2 separate regions of the Mus musculus genome follow, and region 2 is linked to region 1. A link is a loop called in an ENCODE intact Hi-C map of the cell type or tissue named here. Cell type or tissue: left cerebral cortex. All regions are shown on one strand. Each heading gives the region's core, and the rest is flanking DNA. Links, peaks and the distances in the headings are about the cores only.

Evidence for each region. Peaks named below come from ENCODE experiments on the same cell type or tissue, not always from the same donor. Only the 100,000 strongest peaks of a DNase experiment are listed, where the experiment ranks them.
Region 2: it touches region 1 in a loop (2.2-fold over the local background); 8 of 42 quality-filtered maps call a loop at or near these places.

The regions. Positions count from the first base shown.
Region 1 is chr14:55,886,633-55,894,576 of GRCm38, reverse strand. It overlaps Khnyn (KH and NYN domain containing), which reads right to left. Exons shown (of 8, transcript NM_027143.3): 3 at 6,959-7,944; 4 at 6,733-6,863; 5 at 6,560-6,656; 6 at 478-585; 7 at 189-290. Among named protein-coding and RNA genes, the nearest start is that of Khnyn, 5.7 kb to the right of the region's middle. In left cerebral cortex, for the core only: CTCF peaks have their summits at 3,739 and 3,944 (motif pointing right); no DNase peak of the experiment used is centred there.
Region 2 is chr14:55,669,008-55,674,007 of GRCm38, reverse strand. Nedd8 (neural precursor cell expressed, developmentally down-regulated gene 8) reads left to right here and starts at 2,128. Exons shown (of 4, transcript NM_008683.4): 1 at 2,128-2,213. The coding sequence starts at 2,196. It overlaps Gmpr2 (guanosine monophosphate reductase 2), which reads right to left and starts at 1,773. Exons shown (of 10, transcript NM_177992.2): 1 at 1,624-1,773; 2 at 1,207-1,302; 3 at 939-1,058. The coding sequence starts at 1,293. In left cerebral cortex, for the core only: a CTCF peak has its summit at 2,099; DNase peaks (open chromatin) are centred at 1,789, 2,070 and 2,304; H3K4me3 peaks cover 2,242 bases; H3K27ac peaks cover 1,568 bases.

The DNA of each region.
Region 1 (7,944 bases), core at 1,640-6,639:
AAATAAAAGTTCCTCCACCTAGTATGAAGGTCTGTATCAGGACTCCCTGGGGAGGTTTTAAAGGCCAGGCCAGCAAACTCAAGACTACCGCAGAATTAAGCCGGCCCAAGCTGTGACACTCCATCCAAGCCTCCAATCCTTCAGAGAAGAGCAGGCCTACAGGCTGCCTACAGAAGCAGGGGCATTACCTGACTGGCTTCTTCAGGAACTCATCCAGGGTGGGGCCATTTCGTCCCAGTGGGTCATCTGGGACCATGAAGAGGTTCCCCACAAAGGTGAAGGGCAGCAGGCTAAAGGAGGAAAGAGGACGTCACAGAGATGACCTGGCTACCTCCCAGGCGTCTGGGACCAGCACCACCAGGAGCTACTGGCTATTATCCTTTGAGGCATCTTCAAGCCCTTCCCCAGGATTCTCACCCAGTGGCCAGAGAAGAGCTGGTTTAGAGAAAGGTGTGAGCCGGTGCCCTATTCTCTCACCGCTCTCTGATGATCGCCATCCACTTGTCAGACTCCTCAGCCAGATCCCGGAACTGGTCATTGGAGACAATGATCCCATCCGTTTCTTCAGCCAGCTTCACCATGAACCTGTCTCAAAACACAGACACCATTCTGGGACTCTCCAAGGAGCTGACCCCACAGTAAGATATCAGCACCTGTGACCCACTTCTGGTGATGGAGGTCAGTCTCCAAACTCATTCACTTAACTGAAGAAGGGTGAGGAAGACTTCTTGGGAATTGAGCCCAGACCCTCATGCATCCTAAGCAAATGCTTTACCACTGAGATAGTATGTATGTATGTATGTATGTATGTATGTATGTATGTATGTAGATGATACATACATACATACATACATACATACATACATACATATAGATAGATGATAGATAGGTAAATAGATGCATAGATACATAGATGACACAGATGATAGATACAAAGATTGATAATAGATGATAGATGTCTGTAGATGACCAACAGACAAATAGATAATAGACAGATCATAGATACATGATGGATGATAGATAGATAAATAGATGATTGACAGAAACATATACATAGATGATAGATAATAGGCAGACCGACAGATAGATGATAGATAGATGACAGACAGATAATAGGCACATGAATATAGGTTAGATATAGATAGACAGACAGACAGATGATAAGATACATAGATGATAGAGAGACAGACAGAGATAGAGACCAACAAGTTGGGGCAGAGCAGGGCGACAGGCAGGATATGGTGGCATACACCTTTAATCCCAGCACTCAGAAGGCAGAGACAAGTGAATCTCTGTGAGTTCTAAGCCAGCCTGGCCTACATAGTTCCAGACAGCCAGGGCTACATAGAGAGAAACTGTCCCAAAAACAAACAAAAAAATCAAAGACAGGATCTTGCTAAGTTACTTGGTCTAGCCTTGAATTTGCTCTGTAGCCCAAGTAGGCTTTGAACTCTCAGTCGTCCTGCTTCGGTCTCCCAAGTGGCTGAGATCACAGCCTGTGCCTCCATAGTTAGCTTCACACCTCAGCATCACCCAGCTACACGTGACTGACTAGACACAGAGATTAGAGAAGAAACAGTGAAGGACCCGAGGCAGTCTTCCAACATCACCATTCACTACAGCCTTCACTCAACACTAAGAACCAGTAAGAGCTAGCTCTAACTCTCTCCCACCCCACCCGTCACTCACAAACCTACATTTATCCTCTGAAAAGTTCCCAATGAAGAACTTCTCACACTGCCTTCCTTCCCAAGGCCGCAATCACCTTAATAATTCAGACATTAAAACTATGACTACTGCCCAGCCTTCTACCAATTCATTTGCCTTACCTAACTGCCCACCGTCCTCCAGTCTCACCTGCTCTCCCCTTACACAGAACTCTTCCACAGCTGCCCTTCAGCCCAACCCAGCCCAAGTGAAAGACTTTGACTAAAGGCCGCATGTCCAGGCCTGGCAACTAAGAGCCTCCATGTCACCCTTCCAGTCTTCTCTCAGAATTCCCTCAAGTGCCCTCCACTCCAGCTAAGATCAACAATCAGATTACTCTCTCAACACATGCTCTGCTATCTGACTTCAATTCCTTAAACTATTCCCTCCGTCTCTGAATGCATCCTAAGCCCTTACAGTGAAAGCCACCTAAGGAGATTCCTTTCTGGCAATATGGCTTGCTTGGTAGAGTGCCCAGCCTGCATGCACGAGGCCCTAGGTTCAGTCTCCAGCACCACATAAACCGAGCGTGGCAACATACACCGGCAACTGCAGCATTCAGGAGACAATGGAATCCGTTCAAGGTCATTCTCAGTTACTCACTGAGCCTGGGGCCAGCCTAGGCTATGGGAAACCGTATCTCAAAAAATAAATAGAAAAATAAAACTTCAAAGTTTTTTGTTATTGTTTCTAAGGGTTTGTGCTTTTGGTTTTGATTTTTGATGGTTTTGGGTTTTTTGTTTGTTTGTTTGGTTGGTTGGTTGGTTGGTTTTTGGTTTGTTTTTTATGTATACTGGTGCTCTGTCTGTCTGAATGTATGACTACAGACCAGAGGAGGGCATAAGATTGTGAACTGTCATGTGAGTGCTAGGAAATGAACTCAGAACTTCTAGAAGATCAGCCAGTGCACCTAACCTCTGAACCATCTCTCCAACCCAAAATTTAAAATTTTTTAAAGACACCTGAGGCCCACTTTAGTAGTCCTCTTGTTTTGTTCTCTTTTTGTTTTATTTCAAGATAGGACGTCACATAGTCTAGGCTTGCCTCCAACTCACCAAATAGCTAAAACTACCTCAAACTACTCATCTCCCTGCCCCTACCTCTGCCTCTGCCCCTGCCCCTGCCCCTGCCTCCACGTCCCAAGTACTGGTATTAAAGATTATTTGCCACCATGCCCAGGTCCCATTTTAATAACTCTGCATCCACAGTAACATTCACAAGGTGGTAGGTAGACTTTAGACTTTTAAAATCAAAGAGATCCAGCCCATCCCACATCCTTCTCAATGAACAACCCTTCCTTCCTGTAAAATGCAGTCACAATAGGGCTCCCTTCCCCCAGGCCCTGAAGTGCTTGATTCACAGAGGATCCTGGACCAACTCTCACCCCAGAGTTCTTTCTCCAAGTCAGGCATCTAGTTAGAAGTGGGTGGTCAGTATCCGAAAGGCACTGTTGTACAGAGAGCAGGTAGTTGGGAAGCAAGCTAAGGGGATGCTATGCTCTGTGACATACAGAGACGCTTTCTAGTTAAGCAGTTTACTGCTCTCCTGTGAGGAGACGCCCTGCTCTGCAGCAGTCATTCGCCAGGCCCTGCTGTGCTCTACTGTGATGATTTTTCCATAGTGAAGAAAAATTCCAAGGTTAGAAGATCATGTACCCACCAGGTTCTATGGAACTATGCATTAAAACTCAGTCTCCAGTATCAATTCTGTTACAATGCTGATATGGTCAACAAGTTACTGTCTAAGATATATTGAAACCTAGGCCTAAAAAAAAAACAGCAGCACTTAGGAGGCAGAAGCAGGAGAAGCGGCACAAACTCAAAGTCAACCTGGCCTATACGGATGAGGTATTAGTCTGGCTCAGAGATTCATAGTGAGATCCAAAGAAGACCCAGTCGCAGCAGCAGTGTTCTGGTTGGCTTTTCGGTTTTGGGGGGAAGTTTTTGTTTTTGTTTCAACTTGACACAATATAGTTATCTAGCAAGAGGACCCTCAGTTGAGAAAAATGACTCATCAAATTGCCTGTAGGCAAGTGTATGGGACATTTTCTTGATTGTTAATTGATAAAGAAAGGACCAGCCCATGGTGGGCAGTGCCACCTCTAGGCAAGTGGCCCTGGGTGGTATAAAAAAGCCAGCTGATGGGCTGGAGAGATGGCTCAGCAGCTAACAGCACTGACTGCTCTTCCAGAGTTCCTGAGTTCAATTCCCAGCAACCACAAGGTGGCTCACAACCATGTGTAATGGGATCCGATACCCACTTCTTGTGTGTCTGAAGACAGTGACACTGTACTCATATAAACAACTCTTTAAAAAAAAAAAAAAAGAAGAAGAAAAGGAAAAGAAAGCCAGCTGAGCAAGTCAGTAAGTAGCACTCCTCTGCAGTCCCTGCACCAATCCCTGCCTCCAGGTTTCTGCCCTGACCTCCCATCAGAGGTGACTATTGCCTGAAAGCTTATGATGAAATAAAACCCTTCCTCCCCACACTTCTTAGGATCACGGCATGTATCACAGCAACAGAAACCTAACTAAGACACAAAGAAAGTGAAGGACCTTTTGTAAAATACTAGTTACTTCTCAGAAGTAAAAACTAAATATATAGAAAGATAAAACATATAATCACTCTGCTGCTTAGCTTTTAATTGTCAACCTAATACAATCTGGAATCACCAGAGAAGCATTCACAATGAAGGACTGTCTAGAGCAAGTGATCTGTAAGAATGTCGCTAATTAAAATGGAAAGATCCATCCACTGTGAGTGGCACCATTCCCTAGGCAGCAGATCCCGGATCCTATGAGGAAGTGAGCTGAGCACTACCATGTATGCATTCATTGCTCTCTGTTCCTGATTATGGATGTGATGTGACCGGTTCCCTTAAGTTCCTGTTACTGTGATTTCCCAGCTCTGATGGACTGTAACCTGAACCGGACAGTAACCTGAAACTAGGAGCTAAAATTATCCTTCTTAAAGGTGCTTTTTTTTTTAAAGAGTTATTCATTTTATGCATATGAATACACTGTAGCTGTCTTCAGACACATCAGAAGAGGGCATCAGATCTCATTACAGATGGTTGCGAGCCAACATGTGGTTGCTGGGAATTAAACTGAGAAGCTCTGGAAGAACAATCAATGCTCTTAACCACGGAGCCATCTCTCCAGCCCTTTAAGTTACCTTTCTAATTTGTGTTTGTGTGTGTGCGCGCATACACACATGTGACACAATGAGAATGTGGAGATCAGAGAACAACTTGCAGAAGTCAGCTTACTCCTTCTACCCTTTGAGTTGTTCTACCCAACTCGGGTTGCATGTGTCTTGACACACATCGCAGGCTCACAAAGCCCAGATTAGGGTGTTAGACTCATTGGAGCTGTGTGTGCTACAATGGTGTGAGTGCCAGGAAACAAACCTGAAGGAGCAAGGAGCACTTGTAACCCCTGAGCCATTGCTCCAGCCCTTCAGTTGCTTCTTTCGGAGTATTTTATCGCCAGTATAGGAAAATAAACTAAGATAATCACGGTAACTTGGAAACTAATTGTTAAAAACTGAATGAACATCCTAAGGAATAAGTATTGATAGCTGTTGAAAGACTGTAAATAGGGCCGGAGAGATGGTTCAAAAGTTAAGAGCACTTGCTGTGCATGCAAAAGACCTGGTTCCCAGCAGCCACAGCAGGAAACTCACAATGCCCTGTAACTCCAGCTCCAGAAGATCCAACACCCTTTTTAGGACTCTGTGGGCACCAGGCATGCACACAGTGCACACCCATGCATGCAGGCAAAACACTACTACCCATAAAATAAGATGTAATGTTTACAACGATTTAAAAGTAGCTAATTAGCTTTAAACTGCATATATATCCATACCATGTGTGCACAACTATGCAGGAATAAGCCCTATGTTTTCTGTTTTGCCTACAAGGTAACCTTAAATTCTAATTTTTTATTGCCAAGGGAGTTAACCACTTAGCTTCTGTCTCTCTCTGTAAATAGAGATGTTATTTTATTTATCACTTTTTGCCTTTATTTTTTCTTTTTAGTTTATTAAAACAGGGTCTCACCTTATTGTCCAGGCTAGCCTGGAACACACTTTGTAGCTCATGCTGGCCTCAAATTAATGGAGACTATCCTGCTTCAGTCTCTCATGTGCTGGGAGAACAGGAGCGACTACCACACCCAGCTTCATGCAATACTTAACTGGGCCCATGCACTGTTAAGAGGGAACATCACTAGACTTCCCTCCAGCTTAGCACCAGGAATGAGGCAAGCACATACCTTAGCTTCTTTTGGAATTCACAAGGAGGGTAAATGAATGGAGATGGATCCTGAGATAAAGAGGTTGATTTGATTCACTGAGAGGTGGGGCTAAGGCCATAGAGAAAGCAGATCCCTAAGAAAACCTGGGGCTCTGACTCCGACATTCCCTTCCATCCTGAGTCTTGTGGCCTCTAGCCATATCCTGTTCCAGACACTCCTAGCATTCAAAGACTGTGTTTCTGCCTTCTGTTTACTTTAAAGGTTTGCTCTCCTTTTCCCAGAATGTTCAAACAATTTCTCTACATTTGGGAATTCTGTCAGCTCTATATGCCACCAGCTTTTGCAGATCTCAATTGCACAGTATTTCCTAGACAATAAAGCACTCTATATAAATACGAGGTGAATAGCGAGCAGGCAAACCATCACTGTCTACAGCCCGTCTCCTCTCACCTGCAGAGCTGAGCTACCCATCATTTGTCCCACTGAAACTAGCTCTACTACTGAGGCTAGAAGACAGAGGTCGGGAGCATCTCTGTCCTACTCCAAATCCCACTAGATTCCTTAGATAGCAAACTCGGGGCCAGGAGAGGAACAATTACCTGTCATCATAAGAAGAAATCCTCTTGCCATCCATGACTCGTGAGGGTGTCAGGGAAAGCAGACTCAGGGAATACAACTTCTGCAGGAAGTGACTCTCTGTAGAACAAAGTGCAACAGGGTTCTCAAGGTGGACCCAGCCTCACCAGGACACAGATGACCAGACCCAACTTACCTCTGACCTTGGAATCTTTACTGAAGCGCCACTGAGGCACAAAGACGGTTATGTCACGGTGGCCACGGTCCCAGAAGTACTGTACAGCGAGAGCAATACCCCGACTGGAAAAGTAATGCTGGAGTCCGTGCCTGTTACGGAGAGCGTCGACGTCAGGACCCAGAGAAGGCTGCGGCACAAGCCCCTCAGAGGCTGTCTCCAGAACTCAGTCCCACCAGCTACTTACACCATGGCCACGTTGCTGCCATCAATGACAATGTGACGGAGATCTGGCTGGCCAGGCACATTGGCAAGGCACAGGGTGAAAGGATCCTGTAAGGCTTCCTGGAAACGCTGCGTGCCAGTCACCAAGTTGCCCCCACGAGTGCCTCGCTTCCACGGAGACCCTCGGCCTCGAGCTCCAGCCTGCTGCTTGTCTCCCCTGTCTCCCCGATCTCGATCTCGGTCTCGGTCTCCACAGGGCCATGGGGGTTCCGGCGCGGGCGGAGGGCTAGGCACTCTCGGAGGTGAGGCGCTCCCATTGTGGAGCCGCTGGAGGAGAGAGGCTCCCCGGATTGGAGCTGCCCTCTGACAGGGCACATGCGCACCTGAAGGTTCACCCTGCACACTGAACCCTCCTCTTTGCTGAGGAACCTCCTGTTTCCCCGAGGCCTTTCCCTTCAAGGGTGCCACCTCCTCTGCTCCTCCACCTGCTAGCTGTGACCTGTAAGCCACTCCAGGCTCCCAGACCTCTTCCCCAGACAGCTCCTTCCGCCCTGAACCCATGTCCCTGACAGCATCCTGTTTCCTTTCCTCCTTCTCCACAGTATGACTTTGTCCTCTTACTGCTGGCGACTTTCCCGACCCTGCCACTCTGGTGCCTACGAATTCCCTGCCTTCATTCAAGGGAGCCCTGACTCCCTGGAACTGAGGACTCAACAGGCCTGAGCTCCCCACCTCACGAGATGGACCCTGCCCTCTAGATGCCTCCTGCACCAGGCTTAGGAGCTCCTCCTGCACGGCCAGGGGCAGCCGCAGCAGGGCCTCTGTGTAGGCATCCTCCCTAGTCTGCAGCAGGGCAGAGAAGTCTCTCAGCACTCCGCCATTGTCAGGGGCTCCGGGACAAGACTGTAGCTGAAGGTCCCAGCTCAGCCGTTGCACTAACTCCTCCACCCGGCTCTGGGCCATCACAAACGCCTCGGTTAGGCCACTGATCATCAGAGAGCCAGGAAG
Region 2 (5,000 bases), core at 1-5,000, 220 kb after region 1:
TCTGTAGTACTTGTCCACAGTATTGAAATCCATTTCCCAGTAAGGTTCATGAATTATAGCATGCCTTTTTAACAGATTTGCCAATTCCCCAAATCCACCTGTCAGAGAAGACAGACAAGATAATAGCCAAAACCCTGAAGAATTAGTAAATGGTAACAGGAATAAAGTAATAAAACTCCATAATTATCAATCTCAGAGAAAGCACAACAAACATTCTACAAAAACAGAAAAACAAACAAACAAAAACCCAGGTCTTTAAGGCCAACAGCCACAAACAGAAACAGAACCCACCAACTAGGGATACTAGGATTAATCAGCAAAGCACATTATGTTCTCAAAAGTGCCCAGGCAACTATCTACCTTCTCAACTACATGCATAGAGGCAAGTGATATTACTGTCAGGAGCAGTGTCTTCCATTTTCAAAGGGAACAATCTGTATTTAAGAACAAAACTTCCATTTGGGATAGATCTCAGAAACTCCCAGGAACCTAAAAGAACCTTAAAGAAGTGAAAAATTAAAATAATAGTAGGCATACAAGAAAACTAATAAACTCCTTTTTTCTGTAATATCCCAGGTTGAAAATTTTTAAATACTCAAAACAGTATTTAATTTCTGGACTAAACAGTGACTGCTTAATGTTCAAACAATGACTGACTGAAGAAATGCATGTGCTTGGGTTGACCTGGGTGGGCACTGGAAGAATTTGGTAAAGTATATAATTTATGGGAGATTATAATAAAAAAGATGAAACAGATCTAAATTTGAATCTCACTAGTTCAGACAGATCTTTGAACTGATCAAATGGTTCTTAGTAATGGAAAAAAAAATAGTAAACACAACATTCTGTTAATTGCCAGAGACTGGGAATACAGATGCAATTCCTCTGTAGCCGCTAGCTGGGAGAAGATCTGGTAGGGGGCATAAGGTTAATCTCACCTTACAGAGAACCCTAGCCATTTCAAAAGTGCCCACGGTATCCATATTGGCAGCAATGACAGGGATGCCACTGTACATCTGCTTTGAGTTCCGGAACGAAAATGATCTTGTGAGCTCTACCTGCAGACATTAAGAGGACATTAAGATTTCATTCATTCAGAAAATATGTATCGTTCTCGAACCTGACAGCTTTCTTGGACCTGGTCCATTAGAAGCTTGAGGTAAAAATAAATAAATAAATAAAAACCAAGGAAGACAACTGGCTCACCTCACTTCGAGACTTAAGAGTGCTGCGTTTGGGCCTCAACAGGACATCCTTGAAGTCAAGTTTCACATCATTATCAATATGAGGCATGATGCAAAGCTGGAGTTAGATTTAAAAAAAAATGAGGCTGTAAGACTGGGAAGTAACAAAGTTCGCCTCTCACGCTTAAACTGTGTAAAGTCAGATCAGGGTGTGGTTCTTCAAGTCTCCCTGGGACCATCCAGTGTCTGGATTATCCTAATGCTTCAATCCCAGGTATGATTTTTAGGGAGAATTGGGAAGAGATTATGGTTCCTGAAGGTGCTTCCTTACCTAGTTACTCTCCCTTTTTTCGCCCCTGCAAAGGGCAACTTAGAGTAAGAAGCTAACTTAGGGATGAGAAAAGAGATTTTAACCAGCTTCCGGCATAGCGGTACTCACTTCCTGTTGCTTTGACTCAGGTGGCAGTTGACCAAAGATTCTTTTGCTTAGCAACTAGCCGCGTGCAGCCTCGATGAGCCTTCAGGGCCACTCGAACGAGTTCCGCTAATTGCAAACTCGACTACCCAAGGAATTCTAGCTTCGGGCGCTGTGCAAGGCCTTCTGGGTAACAGAGTCCACACACTCAAGCTGCCGTTGAGTGCGAGCGGCAGAAGAACTACAACTCCTAGGATGCAAAGGACAGAGCTGCCTCCAGGCATGATGGGACAAGTAGTTTGTTCCGTTCCAGCTCGCCGCTAACACCAGTTCGGTGGCCACGCGCGGGGTCTCAGGGCGCCGTCTGGCTGTTCCTAGCCGACTTGCCTTTCTCTTTACAACCCCACTGACACAGAACACGAGGGCACTCCTGAGCGTTTCGGGAACCCGGTGGAAAGAGGAGAGGGTGGGTCCAGAGAGTGACCCGGAAGCAGAAGTGTTCCTTGCCGTGGAGTGCTGGGAAGCGGCAGCGGCAGCAGCGACCACAGCGGGAGAAGCAGCACTCTAGCCGCCTGCAACCCCAACCTGGGAAGAAGATGCTAATTAAAGTGAAGGTGGGAGCGTTTCCAGACTTTCCAAGACTCGGTGCAGGGTTGGCCGCTGCGCCTTAAGGGAGAGGCGGGAAGGAAAACCATGCCTTTCCTGAACTTGGAGGGCTGACACCCTCGGGGCCCTGCGCGAGGCTTGATGGGAACTAGGGGGACCCCGGGAGGCTTTGAGCTCTGGAGGCCGATCCAGCCTGAAGACTTCGGGTCTTACAAGGAAGCCTGTCCTACTTTCTTGCCAGTCTGTATTCAGACCCAGAAGGAGGCAGCGTTTGTCCTGGTCTCACTGTATTCAAGCCCTTGCAGTCATAGAGAAGGCCTGGCAGCAGCTTGGCTCCTCACTCCAGAATTTTTTGGGAAAGCTTTGTCCCCTGTTCTTCATGCCTAGATTGTATACTTCTCTCAGGCCCTAACACAGGCTCCCTCCAGAGCACAGCACTGATTAGAGTCTGATGAAAGTGAGGGCCTTTCAGTAGCTAGACTACGAGCCAAGGTTAGTGTCTCACCCGTCTTACAGTAGCTAAGCTCGGAGTGGTACTAGGCACCTTCTGTCGGAACTGGACATTAAGAACTAGCCTCATTTCTTTGGCTAATTTAGGCTACTTATCGATGCGTTGGTTCTTGGTACTCTGTCTTCAACTCCCGTAGATGTTCAGTTTTAAACCCATCAGGCCATTCTGCTGTACATTTAGACAGAGACACAAAAATGATAATAATGAGGAGGCCTGGCATTAATCTGACCTTTTCATTGCTGTGTTCAGTCTATCTTCAGTTACTGGACACGTCAACTATTAGCCTTTTTTTCTACATTCCTTCCAAAAAAAACTTTAATTAAAGATTGAAGTCAGAGGGCAAGTTGATGATTACTGTTTTTCAGACATGGGTAATCTATGAATTAGCAATAGGTCTTTGACTCTTTTTGTTTGTTTTGTTTTGTTTTTGGAGACAGGGTTTTTCAGTGCAGCCCTGGATGTCCAGAAACTCACTCTGTAGACCAGGCTGGCCTCGGACTCAGAAATCCGCCTGCCTCTGCATCCCAAGTGCTGGGATTAAAGGCGTGCGCCACCACTGCCCAGCAGGTCTTTGAGTTTTAAACACCATTTTATTCTTTGTTTTTAATATATACAACACTGTGTTTTGGGTAGGCTCAGACTTAATGGATCATAAGAATGATAGTCCCTCCCTGTTCAGTGGATCTATGATGGCGGTGGTGGTGGAGGTGGAGGATTACTTGGGATTTTGAACCAGCCTCTGTAGCCTAGGCTGCTCTCAAGCTTGTGGAGATCCACCTGTGTTAGCCCTCTAATTGCTAAGACAAGCAGCCCACCCCCAGCCCCCCATCCACAGTCTCACAGCCTGCTGCATGTGAACCGCCAGAGGCTAGGATTACAGGCAGACATCGTCTTAATATTGTCTAACTTCTGTTCTGCAGCACCTGCCTATTCTTTTTTTTTAAATCGCATCTTTAGTATATGTGTGTGTATGGGTGCTGTCCGTGCTTATATGTCTTGGCACCTGTGTGCCTGGTGGTGCCCAAGGAGGCCACTAGATTCCCTGGAACTGGAATTACAGGTAGTTGTGAGCCACCATGTGAGTTCTGGGATCCAAATCCAGCTCCTTGGAAAGAGTGCTCTTAACCACTGAGGCATCTCTTTAGCCCCACTTCTATCTAATATTAATCCCTTTGTCCATCTCTTTCTTGCACACACACATACACACACACACACACACACACACTGTGAATGTTCTTTGGACATTATTCATTTTTCAGCTGTTTCTCTGTATTGCTGATTTCTTGCCTATCTATACCACTTTCTTCTTCACAATTAAGTCCTTCCTGGTTTTGTTTTGTTTGGAATGGCGTAGGACATTATGTATGGTAGCTACCAGCCTAAACCATTTCTGAATGAAATGTATTACCTTATGTCTGTGGACCTCAAATAAAATGTAGCATTTTCTATCATAAGTTACCTTCCCATTACCTTAATCGAGGGTTAATCCTGCTAGTCTGCCAGGTATTTGGAACACAGTTTTGTTTTTTTGTTTTTTGGGTTTTTTTTTTGAAAGATTTATTTGTTATGTATACAGCGTTCTGGCTGCATGTATGCCTACAGGGGAGAAGGGGGCACTGGATCTCTGTGAGCCACCATGTGGTTGCTTGAAACTGAACTCAGGACCTCTGGAAGAGCAGCCAGTGCTCTTAACCTCTGAGCTATCTCCAGCCCTTCTTTTCTTTTTTTATAAATATCTTGAAGTGGAATTACTAGGCCGTGTAGATGTTATATATAACTTTAAAAGAACTGTCAAATTGTTTTCCAGGGAGTCTACCAGTTATCTTCCCAGCCTGCAGAAGCTGGGATGCAGCATTCCAGTTGCCTTATTACATAGTGAGACCTTGTCTCAAAACAACAAACAAAAACCTCCAATCCATAATATAGAGATCTTTCACCATCACAGTATGATAACTTTGTATCAAGAATATCTCCTGGAAACATGTGGTAGTGCATGTCTTTAACCCCAGTACTCAGGAGGTAGAGGCAGGCAGATCTCTGAGTTCCAGGACAGCCTTGTCTACAAATGGAGTTCCAGGACAGCCAGGAACATTATACAGAGAAACCCTGTCTCAAAAAAACAAAACAAAAACAAACAAGGAATGCCTTTTAGGCCTGGAGAGTCAGCTCAGTGAGGAAGAGCACTTGGTCTGTAAGCATGAGGGCCTGAGATTCCCAGCACCCAGGAAAGGGCAGGCCTGTCATGGCTGCTCACACCAGACCAGTGGTGAGACTCTGTTTCAAA